2 separate regions of the Homo sapiens genome follow, and region 1 is linked to region 2. The links are chromatin loops, found by intact Hi-C in ENCODE. Cell type or tissue: heart left ventricle. All regions are shown on one strand. Each heading gives the region's core, and the rest is flanking DNA. Links, peaks and the distances in the headings are about the cores only. Region 1 holds the start of LOC124903174 (a long non-coding RNA gene). Region 2 overlaps RB1 (RB transcriptional corepressor 1).

Evidence for each region. Hi-C counts contacts between places; a loop is a spot of excess contacts. Peaks named below come from ENCODE experiments on the same cell type or tissue, not always from the same donor. Only the 100,000 strongest peaks of a DNase experiment are listed, where the experiment ranks them.
Region 1: it touches region 2 in a loop (3-fold over the local background); 24 of 110 quality-filtered maps call a loop at or near these places.

Annotation. Positions count from the first base shown.
Region 1 is chr13:48,525,032-48,530,428 of GRCh38, forward strand. The region is part of intron 1 of RCBTB2 (RCC1 and BTB domain containing protein 2); the gene reads right to left. LOC124903174 (a long non-coding RNA gene) reads left to right here and starts at 2,673. Exons shown (of 2, transcript XR_007063795.1): 1 at 2,673-5,397. In heart left ventricle, for the core only: no CTCF peak of the experiment used is centred there; no DNase peak of the experiment used is centred there; H3K4me3 peaks cover 1,489 bases; H3K27ac peaks cover 2,009 bases.
Region 2 is chr13:48,398,717-48,404,113 of GRCh38, forward strand. The region is part of intron 17 of RB1 (RB transcriptional corepressor 1); the gene reads left to right. It also overlaps a transcript of LPAR6 not described here. Among named protein-coding and RNA genes, the nearest start is that of LPAR6, 12 kb to the right of the region's middle. In heart left ventricle, for the core only: a CTCF peak has its summit at 2,393; no DNase peak of the experiment used is centred there; H3K4me3 peaks cover 1,942 bases; H3K27ac peaks cover 4,509 bases.

The DNA of each region.
Region 1 (5,397 bases), core at 83-5,082, 130 kb after region 2:
AGGAGAATTTAATCTATAGTATTTCCATATGGAAAATAAAAGAGAATCCATGTGGAAATGTAAAAAAAAGCAAAACTTTCAAACTTTTAGAAGTATAGAAATATATTTATGACCTCAGAGCAGTTAAAGATTTCATACATAAGACAGGAAAGCATAAAACACAAAGAAAAGAGCAGTAAACTTGAACAAAAGGAAAAATATGCCACAGAATGGGGGAAGATATTTGTAACATGCATAATGGACAGCTTGGAAAGGATCCATACACAAAATATATAAAGAATGCCTGCAAATCAGTAAGAATAAAACAAACGACACAATTCAAAAGTGAGCAAAGGATTCATGATATATATATATATATATATATATATATATATATATATATATATATTCAGTTATATATGTATATATAACTGAAATTTCACAAAATAATTCTTACTCCTCCTACATGAGATGCTTGATATCTTTTCCATTTTTCTACTTTATGCTATTTTATTCTACCCTACTCTATCCTATTTTATCTTGTTCAATTTCATTTTAAAAGAAAATGCTGATCTCAGCCCACTAATTTCCAGATCACTAACAAGTCCTGCAATTTTAGCAACACTGCCCTAGATAAACTCTAGAGCATACACACAAATATTCCCAATAGCAAAAAGCAAGAAAGAACAAATTGATCAACAAAACCAATAAACTGTGGCATATGCATACTATATAGCTATTAAAATAAATTATCTAGAATCAAAACAGGTATATCTACAAAACAATGTTCACCAAAATCACTAAGTCACAAAATGATACATATGGTATCATTTGATAACATTTGATATTTGATAACATTTTAAAACATGCAGAAGACAGTACTATTTTAATGTGTTATGGATACCAACATATGCATGGCTAGACTTTGATGGGAATTTTTTCGTGGGGAAGTTTTGGTGGAGGGAATACCAAAGATAAAAGGTCCCATGTAACTCTGTCAATGAATTGGTATGCTACAGCTTTTCCATCTGACAAGATGGTTTTCAAGATTTTAAGCTTAAATTAATCATCTCAGGATGGAGAGATTAAGGTTACCCAATGTTAAAGAAAATAAACTCTTAAAATGAGAATGCTATCATTCTAATTTTGCCTTTACCAAGGACATGGAAATTCAATAAACGTTTGGTAATGAAAACTCATAAACTATAATTTCTTTAGCCATCTGTAAAATAAAATTGAATCAATACCCTAGGAAGGCCAGGCATGGTGGCTCACACCTGTAATCCCAGCACTTTGAGGATCGCTTGAGGCCCCCAAAAGTTTGAGACTAGCCTGGGCAACATAGGAAGACACCGTCTCTACAGAAAACTTAAAAATTAGCTACACGTGGTAGTACACGCCTGTAGTCCCAGCTACTTGGGAGGCTAAGATAGGTGGATCGCTTGAACCCAGGATGTGGAGGCTGCGGTGAACCATGATCACACCACTGCACTCAGCCCGGGTGACAAAGATCTTATCTCAAAAAATAAAAAATAAATAATTTTTTTAATGAGCTATGATCGCACCACTGCACATTAGCCTAAGCAACAGAGCAAGACTCTGTCTCTAAGAAAATAAAAATAGCCTGGGCGCGGTGGCTCATGCCTGTAATCTCAACATTTTGGGAGGCAGAGATGGGAGGATTAATTGAGGTCAGAAGTTTGGAGACCAGCCTGGCCAACATGGTGAAACCCCATCCCTACTAAAAATACAAAAATTAGCCAGGCGTAAGAGTGTGTACCTGTAGTCCCAGCTACTTGGGAGGCTGAGGCAAGAGAATCACTTGAACTTGGGAGGCAGAGGTTACAGTGATCCAAGATCACACCACTGCACTCCAGCCTGGGTGACAGAGTGAGACTCCATCTCAAAAAATAATAATAATAAATAGATTTTTTTTAAATAGGAGGATTAAATAACATATCCAATGAGTAGCATTTATACTATTGTACCTGTAAGAAAAATCCAAAATAGTTAAAAAAATGTTTAATATCAGTGTATTAAAATGGCAAAAATGTGCTTTCTACTTATGGTCTAAATCTGCTTACAAATGTCCCCCCTTTTCTGCATAGGAGGGCAATGTTTCTTGTAGAGCCAAGGCAGAAGCTGGCAACAGTATTGGGAAGATTTTCTTCATAGTGACAGTGTTACAGCATAAGATCATCTCATATCATCTTACTATAGGATGACAGTAATATTATCTTACTATCTTACTATGTGTTACTTTATTAGTTTTTCCCTTATATGTTTGTTTTGGGATATATGACTTGGCTCATATATATATATATATGATATATATATATATGATATATATTTATATATGATATATATATATGATATATATTTATATTAAAAGGTGCTTTGTTCTTTGCAAAACAGTCTCCTATGTTATTTCCTCATTTTATTAAAATGTAACCTAAAACTGTTTTTACAGAATCTTATTATACTAATGTTTGCCTTGCAATATAAATAGAAAATGGAATGATAAGTAACCTCTCCACGCAGAAGTTCCTGCCACTGATCTCTGTCTTTAAAGGTTCCAAATGGGACACTCGGTGGCCAGTAGTTCAAGTCTGTACAAAAGTAATGTTTCAAAGCCAAATATATATCAAGTAAGGTAATCTGTCACATGACATTTCCTATTTCAGCTGTTTTCCTAATTGTACGGTTCACTAATTTATTTTTAAAGTATCCCTGTTTGGGGCAGATAACTCCTTATTTCTATATATTCTATGTTGAGAGTTTTCTCTACACTTTTAAAAACTACACAGTTGAAGACTACTGAACAAGGGGACACTCTTTTGATAATGTGATAAACACATTCATTCTTAATCCTCACATAAAGTCAAATAATTCATTTGCCTGTACAAAAGATATAACAGGCAGTCTGTACATATTATTTGTGGCAAAGTAATCAGTATTAATCAGTGTATCTGCTACACAATGTGTTATATTACTCGGTAATACCTCTGACCTAAAAAATGAGTTAAGCTGATTATGGGACATAGGTTCATTTGCCTAATTCATTCAACAAATATTAATTCAGTGCCTGCAGTAGGCACTGAATTGAAAGCAAATACATGAGAGCAAACAGAATAACGTAGAGCAAAACAATATCCAGCTCTCTTAGGGACTTCTGTCCACATTACCCCAACCCAATGGTAGGTTTTAAATGCTGACATTTTGCAGTTAATCAGGGGCTTCTAAATGCTAATAATTCTTCTTTAGAAGTGATTACAGAAGAAGGGGTGAAAAAAAATAGCAATTCCTGCAGAGAAGTCCCAGTATTACATATTTTAAAATTCAACTTAATGAGATCAACTCTAAAGCTATGCTTGAGAAACACACTGATATTTTTAGAATTCTCTCAATATAGAACTCTATGCTTAAAATTATCCCATCTGGGTGGGTAACACATTTGATGATGCTTTTATAATCAAAAGAAACAGGAAATTAAATAATATCGATATCTTTTAGGGTACCAGCATGCAGTTTACAGCATCGGTGTGTTAATGAGCTGCAGACCACATAAATTTCAATAGGATAATGATGGTTCCCAAATATATCCTTAGGTGAGTCATTAGATAGTATCTTTAATAGCTTTTTAAGGGTCATCTTCAAGTTATAAATAATATAAATACGTATACAATAAAACATGATCCCAGTTTTCACTTGCAAAAAGGGATAGTGTTAGCTGTAATATTAGCTCCACTTAAATGAGATGTCTAAAATCAATGACAAGTAACAGTAAAATACCTACATGGCTAATTAAAATGGAACAATTATAAACAGGACGGACAAAACTAAAACACTAAAAGCATAACTAAAACTAGCACACAACCTCAAAGGAAATGGTATTGTCATATGTTCATGAAAAACAGAAAACTGTTGTGTAGAATACAGAAACCCTGTTGCTATTTTAATTATTTGTTTTTTTAAAAAGTTTTCCAAATTTCAACAAGAGTGATGAGTCAGATCTTCAGTACAAAGCAAAGCGGTATTTAATTGAAAAGATTACTGAGCTTGACAACTTCAGTCTTTTCAGCCACACACGGCAAAAGTGTCATTTTCAAATATGAAAAATAACCAACATAAATGATAAAAATATTTTTAAGTTGTTATATGCACTAATGTGAGTTGAGATTTGAGATCTCATTTGTAAATCCATTTTAAATCTCGGTCCTTATAGATTTAATCCAATTTTTCAAAAAAAAATCTTAACACGCCTGCTACAGAGATCCTAATTGTTAAAGATCTTTGACCCACAGCATATATATTCCTTCAACATGGCAGGCCCTCTTGGCCTTGGCTCATTTCCACTTGAGATTGGTTTTGTTCAGTATTATATACATACATACACGCAGCATAATACAGGACATATTATAATGCAGTCAAAATTTATGTTTTATTCACATACTATCTCCTACTGGTACTTGTTAGCTCAAAACATCTTCCATAGGGAGATATACATAAGAGATATTAGCTCAGGCCAATTAGCAAGGCTGAAGACGTAAAAGAAACCCACTCTAATGTCAAATTAATGCTGAAAAATTATTATGGTTTAAGTTTCCTGGAAACTTTCACGTTGTTAGAATGTGATCACCATGTGAACTAGATACATGTTCCTTCCAGACAATGAAAGCTGGAAGTATCATCTCAGCCTTCCATTGATGGACATTATCAATATCCCTTACCAGGAGGCAAGCCATCCACTCCTTTGAAGTAAAATCTCCAAGTAGAACTCTCTTTTAGTCTTTAACAAGAGTCCTTAATGTCACTCTGTAACCCCAATAATTCCTGGTCTCCAATCTACCTTTTCCTGGACAATTTTAATCTGTAGCAATATTTATTTATTTATTTATGAGATGGGGTCTTACACTATTGCCCAGACTGGAGTGCAATGGTGTGATCATGACTCACTGCAGCCTCAACCTTCCCGGCTCCAGTGATCCTCACACTACAGCCTCCCAAGTATCTGAAACTACAGGTGTGTGCCACCATGCCTGGCTCATTTTTTTTTTGTTCGTTTTTCTGTAGAGACAGAGTTTTGCCATGTTGTCCCGGCTGGTCTCTAACTCCTGGGCTCAAGAACATTTGACTGCCTTGGTCTCCCCCAAAGCGCTGGGATTACAGGTGAGCCACCGCGCCCGGCCTGATTTGTAGTAATTTAAATCCAAGTAAACCTCAACAGTAGCAGTATCTTGGGGCATTTAAATTTTACTTTAACCAACTGATAAAACCAAACTTGAATATGACAATTTCATAGGGCATAAGCAAATTCCATGGACTCCTTACATTTATGGTCCTAGATTAATAATATTTTGGTGTTTGAACAGAGTATTTGTAATCTATGTAAGTAAAGGACATGAGGGGAAACACACT
Region 2 (5,397 bases), core at 298-5,297:
GTGAAATCATTCATGCTGTTTTTACTACCTCTATAATATATAGTCAGGCATATGGGACAGTATAAAGGGAGCAATACAAATAGTAAGTTAATTTTATTCTAAGTGAAAGCATAATATGTATGTGTATTTTTTATCCTGAGTAACAAGGGAAGTGTTTTGCCTAGGAGCTAATAAGTAACAAGAAAGGGAAAAGTAACATTTGTTGACTAGCTCCTTTGTGCAGTGCACTGTGACTATTGGTCTGGCTTATTCCTCAGGAAGAAGGATTAAAAGAAGACTTTACAAAAATGAGCAAACTATATTATAAAAGTAAATGCTAGTATGCATATATGTTTCATTCATGCAACTCCTAGAAATGAGAATTTACTATAAGTGTTTTCAGAATCCACAATAATTTAGGTTGAAATTAGGTATTTGGATCAACTTTCAAGGGAAGGGGTGACAATGAGGTGAAATAGACATCTAGATTGTTTTCGTAGACTGAAACATTGGACCTGAGGTTTTTGTTGTTGTTTTACTCTTTCTCTGTTTTTAGTAAAAGATTCCAGGTATGCCTAAAGTCATCTTCTATACGAATGCAAAAATGTAACGACAAAGAAGGGAAAATAAAAGAAGGCAATATCTTAGGAATAAATATTTTATAGTGACATTATTTTTCTGCTAGTGAACTAATAATCTACAAAAATTTTAAGATAGATAAGCAGAAAGAATACAAACAAAAAAAGATAGTAATTTAACTCATATGAATAATCATCCACTGAAATGTAGCAAGGATATGCTACATATGAAATGTAATTAGATGATTGCTTAAAGATCTAGGAATATAAGCTCAATGTAATAAAATAACTTTCTTCATCATTGTTAAGGATTAATAAGGCATTAAATGGGTTTTCATGTGGGTCCTCATATGTTAAAAAGGACAACAATAAGAAAATCTAAAGAAACTGAGATAACTTATAAATCAATGCAGGTATTCTGTGTTAAATGCTTATGTAAGCCTGAGTTCTTCATCCAGATCTGTTTATGATTTTAAACATAAAATCATTTTCATTTCTAAACCTTTGCTCAAGTAACTTGTAGTACCTGAGTCCTATGTCTGATCCCTAAGTCTATTCTTTTCTCTATGTATCTATACCCTTCTTTAATTTTAAAACACTCTGACATATGAAAAAATGCCAGAGTTTACTGTAGAGAAATATTCATAACTTGTCTATTCATGTCACTCCTCCCCACCACACCATCCATATTATACACATTACCCATTCTCTTTGTTCATTAATTGGCAAAAGGGACTAAGAAATTCAAGGATGTCCAAAAATAAAAAACAAACAAAAATCTAACAACTCAGGAATGTCCTGTAGGTAGCTCATAGAAACTTAGTTTAGGAAGTAGTGCTCATCACTTGCTTACTTCTTTGGAAGTTTGTCTGATAATTATACAGACCAGCATCAAAATAACTCTCATTTATGTGTGTGACATTTCAGTGTAGAAGTAATAATAGGTAATGTTTTTGCATATGTCCTATTATAGGTACTGTTAAAAGTGCTTCAGTGTATTAACTCATAACTTCTCACAACTCTATGAAATAGATTCTGTCATCACTGTTTCACAGATGGAGAAACTTTCCTGTGTCCACAAAACTGGTTGGTGACAGAGCCAGAATTTTAACTCAGGCTATCTGGTTCCAGAGACTATACTTTTAGCCTCTATGTTGCCTTTTAGTGTATATTAGTTTACTGTTTGGTATGTGCATTGTCATGATTCGTTTATTTGCTCATGTTTTATCTGTGTTTGTATTTTTGTGTTTGTGAGTGTTACTATGCTATGGCAAAAAGGGCCTAGACTTTGAATTAGCGGATCTTACTTAATATTCACAGAAGCCTGGAAGTGTAAACACTGCTATCCCTATTTTATAGATAAAGAGACCTGAGGTCCAGAGATGTCATGTAACTTGCTTTGGTGTGGTTCTGAACAAATTATGTCTCTGTATCTCAGGTTTCCTTGTATGTAAAATAGGGATAACTTTCAGTTGTTGTGAGGAATAAATGAGCATTTATGAGAATAGTAATTAGAAACATAACAATTAATTGTTAGTACCCTTCATTCCTTTTCCTCTGCTATACAGTGATTTCATAAGAACAGAGAACCGAGGATTCAGTTACACAGTATTAACCTGTTTATCTTGGCTTACTATAAGTACAGAGAATTTTTCTCTTCTCTTGAGGCACCCCTCCTCCCCCATCACCTTCTCAAAATGGAAAAAGTTCAGGGGGAAAAGGCATCATGGGACTCCAGCATTGTTAAGTATGGGCAGTGTTCACTGTTATATTACAGTTGGAATTTGTTATGTTGCTTTAGTTATGAATCATGTCAGTAATTACCCTGAGGGTGGTGTTAGTTCACTATTCAAGTACAAACAAGAAGGGAAGTAGCAATGGTAGAAGAATAGCTAGGACATACTCTCTGTACCTAACCTGTGGGATGGAAGCACATATACTCTTATTCAGAGAATTTTATAAAGAGTCATGATGTTAGATAATTACTTGAATTTAGTTTTAGAATTTTCAGTTTGTAAACTTACAGTCAAATCTTAACTGGAATTGTGAGGAAGGGCTCTAGAATTCTGGATATGCAAGAAACAAAGAAGAGAAATAGGAGAAATCGATCCTAATTAGTGTGGCTTCTGAATTTCTGCAGCAAAATAAAAGGCTGTTATTAATTATTGAGTTTACTAAAATTTTAGAACTACTCTAAGGCAATTATGCTTCAATCATCTAAGCTTACTTACCTTTAATTATAAAATAGAACAACTTTTTGGCATTTCATTTTTCCAACTATTTATAGCATGTTTTAAAAACTCTGAACTGTCACGACCCAGTCTGTTTCAACATACACATTTGTGGTCCTTGGTGTTGTTACTAATTTACTTAATTGGGTCTTCATATTTTCAGCTTTTCTCAGAAATGGCCAAATATCAAAGGTATTTTTGGTGTCTTCCTGTAAGTGCTAGATTTAGAACATGATAAGGAAACGTAGAATAGGAAACAGCTGGATTTGTTTCTTAGCCTTTTCAAAAAAGCCTTTTCTTACTTTGCTAAGTTTCAGTGGTTCTTATCTCCACTAAATATAACAACAAATTTATCTTTAAGATTTTGATTATATTCCTTAAGAATTCTTCAAAGACTAACATAAATCTGTCTTGCTATCTTTTAAGTCTGGTCATTTTATCATTATGCCCTTTTCTTATTTTAAGATAATTTAATTGTCTAAAAGTTTTTAAATTTACATATTAAGTAATGATAGTTTTTATATTAGGTTTTATCATTTAGTTTTTTTCTTTTAAACATTAAGATGAAAAAGGTGGAGAAGTGAAATTACTTGTCTTTTACATGAGTCATAAACAAAAATGAACATAGGATACACTAATCCAATACTGAACTTACTATCTGTTCTTGAAAATATAATTTTTTTGCATTATCTTTTTCATAGGAATATCAGACACCTTTAATAGTGTACACTTTTAGATTGGCATCTGATTTAGTTGAACCCACATATTTTAACGGGGTCTTCTGAAAATAAACGTTTGCACATTTCAGTTCCAATGAAGAACAAATGGCCTGGGGAAGGGATGGAGAGTGGTAAAGAAATCCCTTGTAGAAAACCTTTTTTTTTTTTTAAACAGATGAGTCTCACTCTGTTTTCCCAGGCTGGAGTGCAATGACACAATCATAGCTCACTGAAGCCTTGAACTCTTGGGCTCAAGTGATCCTCCCACCTCAGCCTCCTTAGTAGATGTGACTACAGGTGTGAGCCAACACACCCAGCTAATTTTTTTTATTCTTTGTAGAGACGGGGTCTTGCTGTTGCCCAGGCTGGTCTCAAACTCCTAGACTCAAGTGATCCTATTGCTTTGGCTTCCCAAAGTGCTGGGATTAGTCATGAGCTGCCACTCTTGGCCTACAGAAACTATTTATATGTGTCCTTTGCTTTATTTTTCTTTAAATGCAGGTCCATTTTTTCCCCTCGTTTTAGGTAGCTAAGATTATATTGAATCATGTGTGTTTCAGTCTTTGTCATCTCAGGAAGTCTTATGAGACCACAACATAAAGTATAGTAATTTTTGTCCAATAATTTTGGCCATTAGCAAAAATTACCTATATGACATATAAATCAAATGGTATAATTTTTTAGTGCTAAGTCTTAAGTAGTATTCATTTTTATTTAAATAAATTGCTTCTGTTCGTAAAGTACTATATATAAAACCTTTTTACCTTTTTTATATATAAAACCTATGATTCATAGGTTTTATGTCCTATTAAAATATGAGCTAACAATAATTGGTAAAATTAGTTGGAAAATTATCAGTTTTAAAAGAAAATTAAATTGAAGGTTATGTTGTTAGTAATTTAAAGATCTCCTGTGTTTTGATGTAAAAACACTATTTTTTAGCAGCAGTCAAAGGGCTTAAGTAGTATGACTTTTTGTGTAACTTGGATTGTGCAATTGCTTTTAAAAATGAAACTATTTCTCATTTATAATGAGATAATGGAACTCAGTGTATCGGAAGAGCAGACTGAACACACACTTCTACCTCCTTTCTCCCCGCAAACCCTACAGAAGTGACAAAAAAGACACATATCACAGGGGAGTGAAACCCAGCAGTACTCAGACTGTGAAGCAGAAAAACTGTGGAGGGAAGTGGAGGAGTTGATTCATTTTTTTAGTATAAAAAATAAATGATGAGTGTATTGTGGATACAATAAAGTAGAGAAAACCACAGCACACAACACCCCCAGGAAAGGGGACTGGTGGAAGTGGGAGTCTTAGAGAGCCCCCAAGCTCAAAGTAGCAGATACAGAGAGTGGGGCAATAATCAGGAAGGTTTTCTAAAGTGCTGTTTGGCAATGGTCCTCAAACTTGAGCATGCATCAAAATTACCAGGAGGGCTTGTTAAAACACATATTACAGATTGCTGGGCCCAGTCACAAAGTTTCCAGTGTAGGGTCCAAGAATTTGTATTTCTGATATGTTTCCAGGTGATACTGATGCTGCTGGTCTGGGTACTACACTTTGTGAGCAACATTTTAAGAACATGAAACACCTGGACCAGTCCCCCATCTAAGGCCATGCCAGCCTATGAGAATAAAAAAAATGCACCTCTGTAGTCCCAGCTACTTGGGAGGCTGAGGAGGGAGGATTGCTTGAGCCTGGGAAGTTGAGGCTGCAGGGAGCCGTGACTGCACTACTGCATTCCAGTCTGGGTGACAGAATGAGACACTGTCTCAAAGAAAAACGAAAAAAAAGCACCTTCCTCTTTACTAATGGATTATAAAAAGATGCCGTCCGGACACAGCAACCCTAAGCTTGGTATGCAGAGTTTAGGCTGAAGCCCCATGC